Regions from separate parts of the Homo sapiens genome. Here region 2 is linked to region 1. The links are chromatin contacts, found by Hi-C or POLR2A ChIA-PET in ENCODE. All regions are on one chromosome and are shown on one strand. The core of a region is the stretch at or near the end of the contact, and the rest is flanking DNA. Distances in the headings are between cores, read along the strand shown.

Evidence for each region. Hi-C counts contacts between places; a loop is a spot of excess contacts on that map. ChIA-PET counts read pairs that join two places held with the same protein, here RNA polymerase II (POLR2A). Pooled maps may share reads with other maps.
Region 2: a loop to region 1 is called in a map with no recorded cell type, with 11 times the contacts of the local background. The contact joins the promoter of VIM here to the enhancer-like site in region 1. A Hi-C loop is called at or near these places in 1 of 37 single-sample maps with no recorded cell type and 6 of 50 pooled maps. POLR2A ChIA-PET finds 5 or more read pairs at or near these places in 1 of 52 experiments (activated B cell).

The regions. Positions count from the first base shown.
Region 1 is chr10:14,606,700-14,612,061 of GRCh38, reverse strand. All of the region lies in intron 2 of FAM107B (family with sequence similarity 107 member B), which reads left to right. Among named protein-coding and RNA genes, the nearest start is that of FAM107B, 170 kb to the left of the region's middle. RefSeq lists an enhancer at 3,281-3,330. Within about 2 kb of position 3,386, at least 8 of the 41 ENCODE cell types and tissues checked have a DNase peak (open chromatin) inside an H3K27ac peak, as active enhancers do.
Region 2 is chr10:17,224,129-17,229,490 of GRCh38, reverse strand. It overlaps VIM (vimentin), which reads right to left and starts at 1,250. Exons shown (of 10, transcript NM_003380.5): 1 at 967-1,250; 2 at 1-215. The coding sequence starts at 68. VIM-AS1 (VIM antisense RNA 1) reads left to right here. Exons shown (of 3, transcript NR_108061.1): 1 at 1-146. RefSeq lists a silencer at 2,557-2,771.

The sequences.
Region 1 (5,362 bases), core at 2,137-4,636:
GGGGAGCACAACAACTAAAGCTGGAACTTTTTATATAAATAAGGACTTATGTATATAACATGTATATATATTTATACTCATACATACACACACATACACATATACACACATGTATAAGGACATATAAATGTTTTATATGTATGAGGATATAAATATATAAATATATGTATTTTGTGGCTGAGAGTGACTCCCAGCTAATAACTAGCAAGGAAAAATTTATGCATATATATTTTTATACATATTTATAAATGAATGAGCTTAGAAGAGGACCTTGAGCTCCAGACGAGATGAACTATGAGCCCTGCCAAGATCTTGATTTTGATTTTGGGAGGCCTTCAGCAGAGAATGCAGCCGTGCCACTTCTGGACTACAGAAATAACTATGAATTCATTTACTGTTAAGTCCAGAGGAAACTGAAGCTTTGGATAAGTTTCTTATCCGAGGTCACCAGGCAGATCTCTTTAGTCCTAGCCTAGCCTTCCTTCCATTCTTCCATGAACTTATTTTATTGCAATTAATAGAAGTTAGGTGAATATATATATATATATATATATATATATATATATATATATATATAAAACTGGCATTCAACTAGTTATTAATAATATAAGCATTCCAAAGGATACTTCCCGCTAATGGAAATGTCTGTATCTAGAGCGAATATCAGAAAGAAGAAAAAAAAGTTGGAGCAAACTGTAGAATGTTCACAGAAATTTGGCCATTTGTATTGTATGTCAGTTATTTGAATTAGGAAATTTACAGAAATTATCTTCATATTGCTTAATTGCAGAGATGGTTTGTTTACTCATTAGTGTCGACCATTAAGTTACCTTAATATTTTTGACAGGATGAGCGCTTAAGGATTTTGTTCCCCTCTCTTTGCTATTTAGAGATTTTAGTTTTAATACACAGGAAGACTCTCAGGAAATCCTTTTTTCTGGTTTTGGATTCATGTAAAGAAAAAAACGTAAAATGCAGATCTTTGCATCATTCAGTAGTCGTTTATGTGAGTAACAGCTGTTTCTCTCGATTCTTCGCGATGTGCAGTTACAAGTTAGAACCACCATTTCATAGAGTCCCTTTGATTTTAAAATTGTGAACAATGAAAAGCAAGTGTTCTTTAAAAACGAAATTAAGTGTTTTAGGCAGTACATATATTAAATGTTTGGAAAATAAAACTCTCCTGAATTTTTAAACTCTCTAGAATTGGCAAAGTACTCAGTTACATTATGAAATACAGCTCTGTTTTGGAGCTTGCAAAATGCTTTTGTAGTGGATAACTACTGCAGGGGACAATACTCATCTTTACTGTTGGTGCTGTTAGCATATTTAATGAAGTAATTCCATTCCTGTGATCACAAATGCTCATGCACAGAGGCTCTTTTAATGAAACAGCTTATCATCTGGTTTCTAGCATGTTCTTTCAGATTTGGGCATATCATTTTGATCCTTCCTAAGTACTATTAATTTAAAAAGGTATGCATGTGCTATATTTGCTTGGCAAACCACACAACTTTTCACAAAGATTTTCCACAAATGAGTTCTCTAAGTCTCTTTATTGAAAGGCATTATCTTCCTGAGTTATGGAATATTACATTAACGTCATACAACAATTGTGCAAAACAGTTAAGCAAAATAAAGGGACTTCTGTTATATTTACATGATTATGCTATTTAAATGATAAAATTAGGATGCCATATTCTTTTTTATTTTTTTTTTGAAGTGGAGTCTTGCTCTGTCACCCAGGCTGGAGTGCAGTGGTGTGATCTTGGCTCACTGCAAGCTCTGCCTCCCGGGTTGATGCCATTCTCCTGCCTCAGCCTCCCGAGTAGCTGGGACTACAAGCGCCCATCACCATGCCTGGCTAATTTTTTGTATTTTTAGTAGAGATGGGGTTTCACCGTGTTAGCCAGGATGATCTCAATCTCCTGACCTCGTGATCCACCCGCCTCGGCCTCCGGAAGTGCTGGAATTACAGGCGTGAGCCACCGTGCCCGGCCTAGATGCCATATTCTTAACTTCGTTTTCCTTTCCCTATTGTTTTCAGTATTCAGGTCATCAGGGGTCAATGAAGACTTGGTAACCACTGAACGGACCATGTGGGAATTCGGTTATTACTCAATAAGAATTCCTTCTTAGGCCTGGTTCCTGGTTTACTGCTGAGCTCTGCATGTGATACCTCTCCAAGGTTTCCACCTTCTGCCTGCCCTCACATTCTATGTTTATATTAAAGAGCATCTGTCTGTTTGCCTGTCCTTCCATCTGTCATAGAATTCTAAGATAGCCTCCACAATTCCTGGCCTCTGGTATACACACAACTTCTCCAGTTATTCAGTCATACCCTAATCTAGCTATTGCTGTGATGGGATTTTGCAGATGTAAGGAAGGTCTCAAGTCAGTTACCTGTCAAGATAGGAAGATGATCTGGGTGTGCCTGACCTAATCACATGAGCACTTTAAGTCTGAGTCTAGAGCCCTAGATGGCCAAGTCAGAGATTGGAAGCATAGAAGGATTTGCTGAGACACTGCTGACTGGAAGATGGGGAGGGCCACATGATGAGGTTTCTGGGCAGCCTTTAGCCTTTAGCAGCTGAGAGTAGCTCTCAGCTGACAGCCAGCAAAGAAACTGGGTCCTCAGTCCTATAACCACAAAGAACTGAATTCTGCCAGCAATCTGAATGACCTTAGAAGAGGACCTTGAGCTCCAGACAAGATGAACTATGAGCCCTGCCAAGATCTTGATTTTGGCTTTGGGAGGCCTTCAGCATAGACCCCAGTCATGCCATTTCTGGACTAAAAAAAGGACGAGTCAATATGTGGGTGTTATAAGCCACTAAGTCTATGGTAAGATGTTATGCAGCAATAGGTATCTAAAACACTGATTTAGAACCCAATGCACCTTAGTTGCATTATAGTCCCAAAGCGTTTGTTGTTTTTTCTTTCCCCCATCTTTTTCTTATTTAAACCAAAAACAAATAAGCAGAAATTAACTATTTTCTTTGACCTATCAATTGAGGCCATGAGGCCAATACCAATGTATTGTATCTGTCTTTGTGGGTTTTATGTTGAATACCAAAGTGCTTTTGTCTTATCATCAGAAAGATTTCCCTTGAGACTATTGTTAGCACCTGTTACTTTGCCCTCCATTCTGTAGTTCCTCATGTCTGATTCAGAGGAAGATTATTTGCAAGGATGGTCACAAGAATTCCTCCTCTCCTAGTACAGCACTCAAGCCCTGTTGCAATATGACTACTGCTTCTACCATCAAGGGGGGTCTCTTTCTCCAAATCTTGGATTTGGGCTGACCTTGTGACATTTTTAATGGTAGAATGTACAGACTTCTATCATTCTTCTAGACCCATAACGCTAGAGCTCCAGGGGCCTTACCACTTCCTCTTTCGCCCTCCTGGACGGGGCTGTTGTGTGAGGAAGTCCTATCTAGCCTGCTGAGAGGCCATACAAGTGGATCTGAGATGCCTGAGCTGACAGCTGCCATCAACTTCTGGACTTTGAGACCACCCAGGGCAAGCCAGTCCCTGGCCAACCTCCCAGTTGACTGCAAACACATGACAGAGCCAAGCTAATGCCACATGGGGCAGAAATAAGATATCGCAGCTGAGCCTTGTCCAAATTGCCAACCCACAGTATTGTGAGCAAAGCATGTGTTTTTATTTTAAGCCACTAAAGTTTTGAGGCGATGTGTTATACAGTCATAGATAATTGACACAGAATGAGAGAGCGTGGCTTAAAAATAGGATTTTAAAATTAAGATTTTATTTCTTTTTGAATGGATTACGATTCAAATGTCCACGTACACAGTGCAAAATTTAAGATACAAAAGAGTATACATGTCAAAACAAATTTCCCTCCTTGAGGGCATTGTTAAGTTTTTCTCATCTCTTTGGAGCTCTTCAGCATGGTGGTTTGGGTGTAAAGTAACAATTTTAAGATTACGCATGAACAAAATGACCAAAGTAGACAATAAAAAAGCAACACGTCTTATTCCAGATTGATTTGCTTTGTATCATTTTACGTCCCCAAATAGTCATTTCTGCTTTGTTCGATTTTCCTTAGGGATGAATTTGCAAGATCTCCAGATGTCCAAGCTAAAGGATGAGGTCATAGTGGAGTATATGGGTGACCCTGTAGGTTGCTGCTCTGAAATGGAAAATTATTATGTATGTTTTCCAGTAATGCAAGATCAGAGAATCTATCACCAGTGATGGGTTAAATGACTCAGAAACCATTCAGCGGAGTGTTCCCTTTGTAATGTAAGGGAAATCAGTATTTGTATTGAAAGCAAATCAGTAAAGACCCTCTAAGCCACCTGATAAACTGTGTCAGCCCCAGAACAAAATCTTAAATACAGCCCAGCAGGCTATTTAGGCCACTAGTTCCCTTGACTTTTTCCAGAGTCCTGTCTACATTCAGAATGTGAAATCTACAGTATATCAGACTCGGGCTGAGGGTCTGGTGTTGCCTGTTATAACCCTGGGAAGTACGAGGCTTATTCATTCAACAAGCATCTATCACCCACAGAGTGATATGTTGCAGACACTGTGGTGGATGGTATGGATACAAATGGAAATATCACCATAGCTCATAACCTTTGAGTTTTTATTTCCTGGGATCCCCCCACAGTGGCTCCAGGGGTCCCAAACCAAATTGGATACTTGATCTTACCTGAATTAAAATCCCACTAAGATTCCCTAGGGATGTGAGATATTCAGCCTAAAAGAGCAGATTTAATATATTGATACTGGCCTCCTGTCTTTTATTTGAATTAATAAATTCAAAGTAAATATTTGCTCTTATTTGTTTTTGGTTTAAAAGAAATTATGGTACCTGGTGCAAAAGGTAGCATCGTGACTTTGAGCCTGTAGGCATTTATACCCCAGAGTATGGAACGAGCCTTTGTTTCTATTTCTCTCACGGGGCAGGGAAAAGACCGTGGTCACTTATCACATTCACACACTCTGCCTGTGGCCTTGCATCACAGATGTTTGTCCAGGCTACTTTGTATGGAGAAGTCAGGCTCACTGCTGGGATGGGATTTAGAATCTTGAATCCAATGCATCTTTGGTTAGAATCTCGAATCCAGTGCATGCTTTTTCTATTCATCTGATGGGGCTGCTGTAACAGAATACCCTAGACTGAGTGGCTTAAACAAGACATTTCATTTTCCCACAGTTCTGAAGGCTGGAAGTCCAAGATCAAGATGGCAGTAGGGTTGGTTTCTGGTGAGGCCTCTCTTTCTGGCTTGCAGTTGGCGGCCTTTTCATTGTGTCTTCATGTGGCCTCTTCTCTGTGTTTGGGCAGAGAAAGAGAGAGTGGGGAAAGGGACAGAGGGGAAGGAGGGAGG
Region 2 (5,362 bases), core at 1-2,500, 2.6 Mb before region 1:
CGGCTCGCGGTGCCCGGGCCGCCGAACATCCTGCGGTAGGAGGACGAGGACACGGACCTGGTGGACATGGCTGCGGAGGGTGGCGATGGCCTGGGCGGCGGCGGTGGCGCGGACTGGCTCCCGGAGAAGAGGCGAACGAGGGCGCGGTGGGTGTGGGTGGTGGGAGCGCGGCTGCGTCTCTGGCGCGGGGACCTCGGAGCGAGAGTGGCAGAGGACTGGACCCCGCCGAGGGCGCTGTTTTTATAACCCCGTTAGGAAAGAGGGTCCCCTCCCACTGCCATCCCAGCCGCGGAGCGCGCCAGCCAATAGGGACCTAGCGAGAAGCGGGGAGGGTGGGCGGGTGGGGTGGGGGCGCCCTCGAGCCTTCCTGCTCCGGGGCCTGGGACTGGGCATGGTCCCGTTACTTCAGCGCTGGGCTGGGACTTTTGGGGGCTTTCCGGATGATAGTCTGAGCTGGGCTCACCCTGGGGTGCTGAAAAAGGCGGGGTCGCGCGGTGAGGGGGGGGTCCGCCTGGGACTGAACCAGAGGGGTCCGGTGGCACCACGCCAAAGGGGCGTGGGAGGAGGTGCGCGGCGGTCTCGGGGCTGCGGTCAGGCGGGGAGACCCGCGGGCAAAGGAGCGGGAAGAGGAAAGAGTAAGGAATCCCTCAGATCTGAAGTCGCGGAGAAAGAAACAAAGAGCGCCTGAGATTGGAACGCGGGGTGGGGGCGCGCACAGCGCAGGAACGCAGGGCTCAGGCCTCGCCGCAGCCTCGCGCGCCGCCCGCTTGGAAAGGGGGGCTGCTCCGGCCCGCGCCTCTGTCCATCGACTTGCCTTGGCGGAGAGATGTTGGGGGGAGGGGAGGTTCTGTCGAGGGACCTAACGGGCTCAGTCCAGCTTCGGACGGCGGGAGTTGCGAGACGGCGGTGGCAGAGGAAAGCCCGAGGGAGAGGGGTGGGGTCGCTTAGTCACCGGCGGTGACTCACCGCGCCCTGCTGTCCCGCCGATTGAGGGCTCCTAGCGGTTTAGGGGAAACCGTTAGACCAGATTGATTCAAGTCTCAGCGGGCTCCGCGCGCGCTGCTAGTTCTCAGTGCTACCAACTTACAGCTGGGCCATCGCCTTGCTGTGTGCGGTCGGGCCCTGTGGGGGACAAGAGCGCCCCTAAGTTTTTAATAACTCGCTAAAGCCTGTCTTTGCTCGAATGTGCGGACTTTTTGTTAGCAAGAAACTTCTGCAGCCTTTGGAGAGGCGCCATACGTGGGCCTCCCAGATCACGATTGCACCGGGAAGGTTTTTCTTGCAGAGTCCCCGCCCCCGTCCCTCTGGTCTCCTCTCGCTCTTCCCCCTCCCCCCATGAAACCACACCCAACTTTTTAAACAAGATCTGAAAATTCTGGGTGAAAGAGGAAACTCGACGTCCGTAGTTTCAAAATAGAACTCAGTGATCAGTGGTTTTTACCCTGGTGGAAGTCATTAAAGGTATAATATGAGCCAGTTAAAGAATTAATTAGGTGTTGCTTAAAAACCCCAATTTGATTAATGAGTTCAAATGAAAGGCAATTATGTAACACAAATGACAGAATCTTTGGCGGCAATAGATTTATGTGTTAATTTTAGGACAGCAATGCACAGTACAGGGTTCACGGTGATTTGTCTGGGAAATGCCATAGGTCCTGTTTTCCAAAAGAATTCGTGCAATTGACCTTGGGGTGAGGGGGATAAAACTGTCTACGCAGCAAAAAACTTCGTGTCCAAGACATGGAGGGAGTGTTCAGATTCGGTCACCTTAACCTTTCTAGGGAAATCACTCAATTCAAGGGCTGTTGTTTCAATATTAGTAACGAGCAGAGCTGAGTACTTACCCGCCAAGGGAGATAAAAGGAGACTATGTAAATCAGTCTTCTCGTGATTTAGTAGCAATTGAAAAGGCACAGGTTTTTTTGAGTATTTAGATTTATGGTGTACTGAAAGGATTAACTGCAGAACCACTGTAAAATTGATTCTGCAGTGGATAGGAGAAAAAAAAGTATTTCTCTCTTTTTTTTTGGTGGCGGCAGGGGGTACTGCAGGTTACTTGGTATTTAAGAAACATAATTTAGAGGTAAATGAAGAGCGTATTCTGACTTCTTTGGACAAGCCTCTTTTAGGCAATATTTTGTTTACCTTATCCCAGTTCGTTCTTGCAAATGGTGCTTGCCAAGGTGGAATTACAGGACTCTCTACTGCCCAGCTCGCCTGCTGGGGCTTTCTTTTATTCTCTCTTTCACTGGGAGGCTGCAGGTCATTCCCCAAGAGCATTCCTGGGGCTGGGTGCCCTGGAGGACAAGCCTATGCTCTGAGTTACATCTTGCTTTCTGAGAGCCCTTTATTCAAGCCACTGCTCAGCAAATGCCACCATTGTGAGTGTGCCTGGAACCCTTAGAATGAGAAAAGTGATCTCCCTATGGGAGGAAGAGAGTGTGGAACTCACTTCTACGTGCAGTGCCGATCCCAGGGCAATGCGACGCTTGCTGACTGACTCACTATGGAAAAGGAGGACAAGGCATTGGCGAGGTGTGGCACTGTGCCCTGCTGGTGCCCATAGCCGATTCCTCAGGGCTGCGGTGATGTCTCCTGGAATGGGCACTGGTCCTCTTCATCATCTCAGGGATAGGTAGCTCCTCCTTCCAACCTGTCCCCATTCTGAAGTCTCTGGGCTGTGATAGGCTGCTCTCTTGTCACAGACATATGTTTGTTTGATGCATATAGAATGTATAAAAGTGTAGGTGTTCTGTAGTCCCAGCACTTTGGGAGGCCAAAGCAGGAGGATTGCTTGAGATCAGGAGTTTGAGACCAGCTTAGGCAACATATATATATGAAACCAAAAAAAGCCAGGCGTGATGGTGCACACCTGTGGTCCCAGCTACTTGGGAGACTAAGGCAGGGGGATTGCTTGAGCCTGGGAAATTGAGGCTGCAGTAGGCTGTGCACACCACTGCACTCCACCCTGTGCAACAGAGTGAGAACCTGTCTCAAAATAAAGTATATGTATGTACTACACACACATATACATACGCACATATACAGCGTTCAATGTGTTTTTCCTATTAGAAAATGCCATTGTTTTTGGTGGGCTGCAAGAGAAGTGAAAGTTGCAGAAACACTTTCATTCATTCATGTAGAATTCATGAGACTTAAGAATTCATTTCATTCTGAGATAAGATATACAGTGCCTCAATCAATGGGTGATAGTTTTCAGTCAGGGAGATCAATGAATCTGAACTCACATCCTTGAGTGAGACAACTCAGCCTGCTCTCTATGCTACTGTGTTCTTAGGTATCTTTTGGGTACACAGACATAGCTTTCCCGGGTTTTGTGTTTATTTTTTAATTGCTATGAAAACCTATCTGAGAAGTATTTTCAAGTGCTGGACTGGGAAGCTGCTTTCAACACAGCATGATGCAAGTTGCATATAAATAAAGACGTGGTGGTATAATTCATAGGCCAGGCATAAACACTACCACATCTAAATTACCAACAGTGATTTTGGAATTTGCAAGCTGTCATGATGTCAGTTGAATTGGGTGACTTAAACTGACGGACCAGCCAGCCGTGTGGACAGAAGCTTAGTGGCCTATGGAGGCTTTGGGAAAGCTGGCTAGCCATGCCAAGAGAACAGCATCTAGCAGGACTGTTTGGATGGAATGTTAGAAAGAAGAAGGAGGGTACACTGAGAGCATGAAAACCATAGCAAAACCTAAAATCCATGGAAATACAGGTAATAATAATAAATAGTATAATAGGTAATGTCGATGCCAACTGAATGACAGACACTGTGTATATATTTAATTTAACTTGATGCACTCACACCCTCCTGCAAGATAGACTTGATCATCCATTTCACTAATGAGGAGCCTAAGATGCAGGCTAGCAATTTTCTTGTGGTTGTATGACTAGCAGGGGTGGGAAGAAGGGGACAAGAATTTGAATCGAGGCCTTTCTGACTCTAAATGCACTTCTCTTTTCTGTTTGCCTTGATAACAAAATTTTGCTTACTATCAACCAGTTCAATTCACAAATATTAAGTGCTGGACTTATCATTTAGGGACCTACTGTGTTCCAGGAACTGAAGAGATGGGATGATTAACACAGATCTTGCTGCGAAGGGGCATATTTTTAGAGGAATTTGGCAGACAGCTATAACACCATGTTTACGATGTAAAATGATGTAAAAAACAAAATCAAATGACGTAACAGTGATCATACTATGTAAGAAGGGAGATTTGTTTTCACCTGCATTCTAAAACATTACTTTCATTAGTGAGTTAAAAATTTTCATTTAGATTCCATTTTGCCTCTTAGGAGGAATCACATTCAAGACTGGGTTTAGCTCGTCTCACGCCCTAAAGCCCATGAACCACCATCGCTTCCCCTGCCAGCTTCCCTGTCTATTCAGGGCAATACAGCAAAACAACAAGATTGGAAACTTTCATCATTGCCACTTCCTAACTAACTCTTCCATCTCAGATCCAATGGGTATCATGCCCCGCTCTTCCTGGATCCACTCCTCTGTTACGTTGCTGTCACTCAGATCCAAGCCATTTCATACCTCCTTCCTGCAATACTGCAATTGGCTTCCGTTCCTCCATGCTTTCTTGCTTTCTTTCTTTTCTTTTTTTTTTTTTTTTTGAGACGGGGTCTCGCTCTGTCCCCCGGGGCTGCAGTGCAGTGGCGCGATCTCGGCTCACTGCAAGCTCCGCTTCCCAGGTTCACGCCATTCTCCTGCCTCAGCCTTCCCAGTAGCTGGGACCAAAGGCGCCCGCCACCAAGCCCGGCTAAGTTTTTGTATTTTTTTAGTAGAGACGGGGTTTCACCGTGTTAGCCAGGATGGTCTCAATCTCCTGACCTCGTGATCCACCCGCCTTGGCCTCCCGAAGTGCTGGGATTACAGGTGTGAGCCGCTGCGCCCGGCCCCTCCATGCTTTCTTTTCTGCCACCAATGCATCTATCTTCAAGCCATCACCCCTTTTTCTTTAAAACTTATATATATATATATAGAGAGAGAGAGAGAGAGAGAGAGAGACAAAGGCTTGCTCTGTTGCCTAGGCTGGAGTGCGGTGGCGCAGTCATAGCTCACTGCAGCCTCTTAACTCTTGAGCTCAAGTATTCCTACTGCCTCAGCCTCCCTAGAAGCTGGGAGTGCCATCCATGCCCAGCTAACTTTTTATTTTTTGTAGAGCCAGGGTCTTGCTATGTTGCCCAAGCTGGTCTTGAACTCCTGGGCTCAAGCAATCCTCCAGCACTGGCCTCCCAAAATGTTGGGATTAAATGTGTGAGCCTCCACATTTGGCCAAAAACTTCCTTCTTTAAACTTCTTGGCAGGAATTGCTCATTTCCTCA